3 separate regions of the Homo sapiens genome follow, and all the other regions are linked to region 1. A link is a loop called in an ENCODE intact Hi-C map of the cell type or tissue named here. Cell type or tissue: CD4-positive, alpha-beta T cell. All regions are shown on one strand.

Region 1 (2,500 bases):
CCAAGGCGGGTGGATCACCTGAGGTCAGGAGTTCAAGATGAGCTTGGCCAACACAGTGAAACCCTGTCTCTACTAAAAATACAAAAATTAGCTGGTGTGGTGGCACACGCCTGTAATCCCAGCTACTTGGGAGGCTGAGGCAGGAGAATCACTTGAACCCAGGAGGTGGAGGTTGCAGTGAGCCGAGATTGCGCCACTGCCCTCTAGTCTGTGTGATGCAGCGAGACTGTCTCAAAAAAAATATATATATATATACGTATATGAGTATATATGTATACATAAGAGTATATGTGTGTGTGTGTTTGTCTATGTGTGTGTATATATATATCAGGATAAAATACTTCAATGTCTTTTGGGGCCTGCTGCCATGTTGGTATCTTATTGCTGCAAAAAAGTCTGTTTTGTCAGTCTTAAGGTCTCTGTTTAATGTTAACGCTGGTCAGCTGTGCCTGTATTCCAACGGGAGGAGGGTATAATGAGGCCTGTCCCACCCCATCTTCCCATCATTGCCTGAGCTAGTTCTTCAGGTTAACTTTGGCGTGCCTTTGGCCCAGAGGAGGGATCCACTCAGTTGGTAGGGGGGCTTGGAACTTTTATTTTTAGTTTACACAATCAACTTGAGATCAGAGTGTCTCATCTGTTTCCTCCATCTCCAAAAAGGAAGGTAATTCACAGCCTTCTCTTTTCTAAATGGTGAGGACCCCGGGGCCCCTGCTTCTGAGGCGTTGGTTATCCAGACTATGCCACCATGTCTACCTGAGCTCCCAGAAGAAGCCAGAAAGAAAAGAATGGAAGGAAACAGAAGGACAGTGGGAACGGGAAGAGAAGAAATGACGAGGTCTCAGTTCTCCACACTCTAGCCTCAGCACCCACTTAAGATTGAAGAGTAGTCCCTCACGGGCTCCCACTTCGGACTCTGGCCAATAGGAACTGAGACTCTTAACCAATCAGCGCTTTGCGTTTTTCCAGCGTTCTGCGTGCTGCCATGGAGATGGAATGAGCAAATCCAAACATAGAGGGATGGTGGGCCGACCACTATGACTGTTACTCCAGCACTTCCCGCCCCAGTCTCTGGCCTGTGGGCTCGTCCAAAGGCAGGGCGTGATGCCCTTTGGGTGGAGGGAGGGGCCCTCGTGGTCTCTCACTTCCGGGCCCCAGCCAACAGGAACGGAAACTGCACAGCCAGTCGGCTTCCTGAGCTTCTTCCGGCGTTCTGTGTGCTGCCGTGGAAACCGTATGGACGAATCCAAACCTGGAGGGGCGTCGCCTCCGTAAGGCTGGTCGGCTTCTTCCGCGCGTTCCGCTTTGCTTCACTGCTTTCTCCCCCATTCTTGGGCCTGTGGACCTGTCCTGAGGCAGAGGCCGAGATGCGCGCAACCGCGGGAGCAGCCAAGTGGACTGGACTCTTTTCTTGACTTAGCTACCAGGTGCGTGGCAGTGGCGGTTTTAGTAGCTACGAGTCTGAGTTCGTGTCTGCCTAAGCGGTCGCGGAAGAGCGCGCAGGCCTGCCGGGGCGGGTGGGTGGTGGCGCCTGGCCGCCCTCTCTCCTTCTGCCAGTGGACCCCGTACCCCCTGCGCTCCCCTGCTTTGCGCTCGTGTTAAAAAAGCCGCCCGTTTTTATCCGGGCGTTAGTTAAGGGCACACGGGACGCCTCTTCTAGGACCTGGGTGCAGCGGGGAGAGAGAGTGCTTGTGTGTTTCGGCTTGGGAGATGTGCTTTATGGACGCCATCTCTTAACTTCCCAGAGCGGACCGCGTCTTCACCGCCCTGCAGCGCTTCCTAGGCTCCCAGCCGGTCTCGCGGACTGATGCCTACGGACGTAGCGAGGCCGCGAAAGCCGCCGATTCGCCCGCCGCGAGTTGCCTGGGGAGCGGGGGGGGGGGGGGGGGGGGTGAGTGACTACGTAGCGCCCCTGAGTCTGTGATAATTGAGTCTGTGAAGTGCGGCGAGGAGGAGCACCTATGGAGTGCTTAGTGTGGCGCGCGCCATCGGTTACATCTCGGGGTTGATTTGGCTGGCATTTCGCAGACTTGAGCGCATCCCAGTCACCCCAGGGCGTGTAGTAACACAGAAGGCCAGGCCCTACCGCCGTAGTGTATGATTCCGTAAATTTGGGGCAGGGCCGATAACTTTTTCTTTTGTATTAAGTCCCAGGTGATGCTCATGCTTCTGGTGCGGGAGTCATGATTGTGCTGAAAGTGGGCACCTGTGCGCTCTTATCACCTGTTCGCTCTCAGCGTTCCTTGAATGTAGGACCTGCCCCCGACTCTTAAATGCCTCATTTGCACCTGTATGTGATTTGCTCTGCCTTCTGGCTTCTTAGATGCTTCTTAGGTGAACTTGTGAATTAAGAGAGACTTCCTTAGGAGCACTATAGGTTAAGAGACTAAACTGTGGTTTCTGGGAAAGCACACTCGAGTGAGAAAACCATGAAGAAACCTAAGGAAGTGATGACTACGAAAGTCAGGGGGTGGTTAACTTTTGGGGATCAGGAGGGGTG
Region 2 (2,500 bases), 1.4 Mb after region 1:
GCTGAGGTATGGGAATCACTTGAACCCAGGAGGCAGAGGCTGCAGTGAGCCGATATCATAGTGCCACTACACTCCAGCTTGGGCGACAGAGTGAGACTCCGTCTCACAAAAAATGAGTCTGATTTCAGTAGGTGACTTTCATTTCTAGAACACGATCTGGATTTCCACATTCAGAAAGAATTTCTTGGTATAGGTCCCCTTTCTTCCATTTAAATCTATACATCCAAACTCATCACTCTCTATACACAAAACTTTCATTTCCCCAGCACATATTTACATCTGCCATAGCCCTGGAGATAGATACAAAGGGGAAAACACAGCTTGGCCAAGTTAGGCCTTCCTCATCCTTTCCTGATTATCTGATAGCTAATGTGAGTAAAAAAACATAAACAAACAAACAAAAAAACTGAAAGAAGCTCAGCTCACCTGAGGCCAAGTTGTTTGGAGCATGGCGGATGTCCCCTGGCTTCATGCACTGTCTTCTGGGTTTGGACAAGCAAGATCCTCAAGAGCTAAGAGAAAAAGAGCCATGAGTGCTAAGGACCCTGTCGTCCACCACCTACAGCAACCTATGGCCCTCCCAGTTTCCACATTTCCAGCACTGGATGCACGGAGATTCTACTAGGACTCCCTCTAATTGTTCTCACGCTGATAGCCCCAAACTTCTTATGAATTGTTCTGCCTAGTCTTCAGGACAATCTTCCACCTGCCTGCTCAGTCCGAAGAGCTTTTTTTGAGCCCATTCGTACGGGTAAACTGAGGGACCCAAGAGCCCTGTCCCTATTGTGTTGGGTCTCTACAAACGTAAAGAGTCTTTACAGAATGCTTACAGGGACGATGACGTGGACCCAAAAGAAAGAACCTCAGGAGAAGAGGGACTGGGGTGGCTGAATGCGGATTAAGGGTAAAATACTCAGCGTCCCAGTGGGTGATGCTGACCGGAGACCCCACCCAACCGTGATCTTAACACTCCACCCAAGAAAACAGGCAACCCCAAACATCAGAAACGTCAGTACCGGGAGCCAGAGGCTGTCAGGGCAAGTTCTTTAGGGCAGAAAAGAGGATCAGGCCTCGGTGGCAAAGGGCTGGACACGGGCTCTAGAAGCCCGAGCAGCCACCTTGACGGCTTCGGCGAGGCCCAGATGCCCACGGTCCGGGTGAAGGAGGGGCGGGCCGCCATTGGGACCAAGTTCAGGGGTAGTGGGGGCTGACGAGCCGCCAGGGGCAGCGAGGAAGCCGGCACCGGGCGGACCTGGCACGTAGAACTCGCTGAAACCCACGCTCTGCAGAACGCCGAGGAGCTGGTCACTAACTAAAGGCCGAGCCGGAAGGGCGAGTGCACGCCCAGGGTCCCTCTAGGCCCCCGGAGGCCGCCATCTCGGTCGCCCCGTGGCCAGACCCGCCCCGCCTTTCATGGCTGGCCCCGCCCTGCGGAAGAGGCGAGGTTGCGGCGACCGGCTGGGCTGAGAGGCCGGCGGCGGGCGTGGAACTGTGGCGCTCTAAGCCCGGCTTTCTCCGGCAGCCGTCGGCATCGCCTCTGGCTGGAGTGTCACGGACTGATACAGCCTGGCTCTACCGAGACCTCGCCCTCTAGGCACAAGTGGGCCCCCAGTTCACGGGCTGCGCCTCAGCTGTTGGCCGCCTTGGCCCCGTGGCTCACCTGAAGCCTGGGCCGTGCAGGTGAGGGGAGAATGGCGCCTGCTTTGTCATCTCTAAGAGGCCCAAGCCCAGGATCTTGCTTGGGTCCTCAGCTGGGCAGTCCTCAGGGAAACCATGGTTTCCACTCGCCGTTTTAGCCCTCTCCCTTCCAAGGACCTAGATGTGCGTAGAACCTTTTAGGACAGATTCATTTAACAACCAAAACACCCGTGGCTACATACAGTTGCTAGGCATCCTGTATACACAGGACATGTCCTATATTAAATGATCTTGTCCTGTGTTGACTTTGGGAGGACACCCTAAATGTCTTATATTTAGCTTTTTCCAATAAATTACAAAAACTCGTAGTTACAGCTATTTTTCTGCTCAGTAACTGGCACTTAAATAAAATGTTAACACCAGCTGAAATATATATATCTCATACTTCCATAAATAATGATCTGGACAGACCTTTATGGTCTGTTCTGTTAGTTGGACTGCAGGAAGAAAAAACAGTGAAGAGGGGAGGCTGCTAATTAAAAGAACTTACTTTTCATATTCAGGAAAGGAAAAGACTGTTTTTTGACCAAAGTCCCAAGTCACTAACAAGTACTTGCCATTAATTTACATAATTTTAGATCAGTACACGTACTCTGAAAATCAACCAGTACACAACAGCCTCACTCCAAGCTTCTGAACATGAGCCAGTCAGTGATAAACACTTCCCGAAGCCAGCCAGTGGCAGCTCTACCCAGCTCATTGGCAAGTACCTCACTACTGTGCCCTTCCTTCTGGACAGGAGCCTTTCTCCAGTATCAAAGTGGTTGCTAAGATGGACAGACTTTGTTTTTTTTTTTTTTGC
Region 3 (2,500 bases), 640 kb before region 1:
GATCTTGCTCTGTTGACCAAGCTGGAGTGCAGTGGTGCAATCATAGCTCATGGCAGCCTTAAACTCCTGAGCTCAAGCCATCCTCCCACCTCACCCTTCCAAGTACAGGTGAGCACCACCATGCCTGGCTAATTAAAAAAAAATTGTTTTTTGTAGACAGGGTCTTGCTATATTGCCCAGGCTGGTCTCAAACTCCTGGGTTCAAGCAATCCTCCTGCCTGGGCCTCCCTAAGTACTGGGATTACTGGTATGAGCCACCATGCTTGGTCATACTTCTACTCTTCAGCAATCTACTATTTTTCTTTTCTTTTCTTTTTTTTTTTTTTTGAGACAGGGTCTCACTCCGTCACCCAGGCTGACATGCAGTGGTATAATCTCTACTCACTGCAACCTCTGCTTCCCAGGCTCAAGCAGTCCTTCAGTCTCAGCCTCCCAAATAGCTGGGACTACAGGCAAAAACTAAGAGAGCCACCATGCCCAGCTAATTTTTTTATTTTTTGTAGAGATGGGGTTTCGCCATGTAGGCCAGGCTGGTCTCGAACTCCTGACCTCAAAATGATACACCCGCGTCTGCCTCCCAAAGTGCTGGGATTACAGGCGTGAGCTATTTTTAATTCTTAATAGAAAATAACCCTGTTATCTAAAGCATGGATTCACTACAAAATAAAGATTAAGGTCCATCAAGGCTTTCTAGTAACACTTATTTAAAAAAAAAAAAAAAAAAGATCAATCAAGGCTAAAAACATTAAAAAGAGAGAGAAGGCAACCAAATTTCCAGGATTATCTCATCCCTTTGCTCGAAACCCTTTAATATCTTCCTACCTCACTGAGTCAGTCCTACAGGCCATTTCTTACTATTCTCTTTCCTCTTCTACTCCAGCCACACTGGGCACCCTGCTGTCCCTCAAACATGCAAGTACAGTCCTCCATTGTTTAATAACCAGGACGGATTCTGAGAAATGTGTAATTAGGCAATTTCGTCATTGTGTGAACATCATGGAATGTATTTAAACACACCTAGATGGTACGGCCTACTACACACCTAAGCTATATAGTCTATTTGCTCCTAGGCTACAAACCTGTACAGGATGTTACTCCACTGAATACCGTAGGCAACTTTAACACAATGAAGTATTTGTATATCTAAACACAGCTAAACATTAAAAAGTTACCAAAAAAAGGTATTATATATAAGACCATTGTTAAAGATAGAAATGTCATTTGGCGCCTGACTGTATACTACTCCTCACCTCAGGGCTGTGCTGTTTCCCTCTACCACGAATGCTCTTCTTAAATACGGCTCACTTCATCTCCTTCTGATACCTGCTTAAATCTCATCTTCTCAAAATGGCCTTGTCTGACCAACTTATTAAAATAGTATCCCAACTACAAGTCACTGTTATTTTTTTCCTAGTTGTCCGTCTTCCCCCCAATAGAATATAAACTATAAAAGGAAGAGGCCTTTGTTTTATGCGCTGCTCTATCTCCAGACCCTAGAACAGTAGCAGGCTCTCATAAGAATATGCAGAACAAGATGTTGCACAAAGACAACACATATATATATGTCTCCAATTAAAACTTTTGTCACGGATAACAAAAAAAGCTAAGAAAACAGTTTGAAACCCTGCACGCTCTGCTACTTAGAATGAAATAACTATGCTTTAGAAGGAAATGTTTCATTTAAAAAAAATACACTAACAAATGTCTGGATTCCCTAAAGACAAACATTAATGCTAAGTGCATGCATGCTGCAATTCTGCTGGTACAAAATGCTCTGGTTTATCACAAAAGATCTTCACTAAGCCATTTTCCCAGGAACCACGAAATTCTAGCTAAAGATTCTTAAGGAAAAATAGAGGCAAAATTAACATATTAGTGATATATCGTGATTAGGAAACACACAATATTTCCTACTAGTTGAAACTTCATAGCACCAAGCAAGATAACCGGAAATCGGATCGGGAGTGTCTGCCTCACGGAGACACTGGGAGAGAAAAAGTCCTCAAAGAACTGCACCTCCTTTTCTTGGCGCCAGGCTGGCTACGAGGACTCAGTCCGGAGATGCAGCGGGGTGTGTGGGGTTTGGCAGGAAGAGGCCCGGACTGCGAGTTAGGGGTGTGCCCAGGCCACCTTCCTCTCCCACTGATTTTCTCTCAAGAGAAAACGGAAAGTTGCCTGCGCCTCCTACCCGCTCCCAAAAAGGCCGGGGGAGGGTTGCTGAGGGTAGACCCCTCCCCTTCGCCAAGGCAGGCCTCGGCCCCAGCAGCGCTCCCCAGTTTCCAGCTCACCCGGCTCCCGGTTGATCTCGATGTCGAAGTGGCACTGCGGCCGGTCCTGCGCCCCCATCGCGACCGAGGTGGCGGCAAGAGCTGGGAGAGAGGGGGAGAAAAGCGGTCAGGGCAGGGGCGAGGGCGGGGGCGAGGGCAGGGGCGAGGGCGGGGCTGAGACGAAGTCCGCGCCACGGTGCCTCACGCCGGCCCGTCGCGACAGCGCAGGAGGC

What was found. Hi-C counts contacts between places; a loop is a spot of excess contacts. Peaks named below come from ENCODE experiments on the same cell type or tissue, not always from the same donor. Only the 100,000 strongest peaks of a DNase experiment are listed, where the experiment ranks them.
Region 2: a loop joins it to region 1, with 6 times the contacts of the local background. A loop is called at or near these places in 7 of 110 quality-filtered maps.
Region 3: it touches region 1 in a loop (20-fold over the local background); 3 of 110 quality-filtered maps call a loop at or near these places.

What each region holds. Positions count from the first base shown.
Region 1 is chr3:41,960,943-41,963,442 of GRCh38, reverse strand. ULK4 (unc-51 like kinase 4) reads left to right here and starts at 1,340. Exons shown (of 37, transcript NM_017886.4): 1 at 1,340-1,427. RefSeq lists enhancers at 1,011-1,060, 1,211-1,370. In CD4-positive, alpha-beta T cell, no CTCF peak of the experiment used is centred here; DNase peaks (open chromatin) are centred at 1,252 and 1,872; H3K4me3 peaks cover 2,037 bases; H3K27ac peaks cover 1,966 bases.
Region 2 is chr3:40,523,791-40,526,290 of GRCh38, reverse strand. ZNF621 (zinc finger protein 621) reads right to left here and starts at 1,331. Exons shown (of 5, transcript NM_198484.5): 1 at 1,017-1,331; 2 at 427-512. The coding sequence starts at 450. RefSeq lists enhancers at 850-989, 549-1,361, 1,640-1,729 and a silencer at 1,290-1,449. In CD4-positive, alpha-beta T cell, no CTCF peak of the experiment used is centred here; a DNase peak (open chromatin) is centred at 1,440; H3K4me3 peaks cover 1,565 bases; H3K27ac peaks cover 1,381 bases.
Region 3 is chr3:42,600,853-42,603,352 of GRCh38, reverse strand. NKTR (natural killer cell triggering receptor) reads right to left here. Exons shown (of 17, transcript NM_005385.4): 2 at 2,289-2,369. The coding sequence starts at 2,346. It also overlaps a transcript of SEC22C not described here. Among named protein-coding and RNA genes, the nearest start is that of NKTR, 1.4 kb to the right of the region's middle. RefSeq lists a silencer at 2,364-2,500. In CD4-positive, alpha-beta T cell, a CTCF peak has its summit at 1,273; a DNase peak (open chromatin) is centred at 1,262; H3K4me3 peaks cover 1,240 bases; H3K27ac peaks cover 829 bases.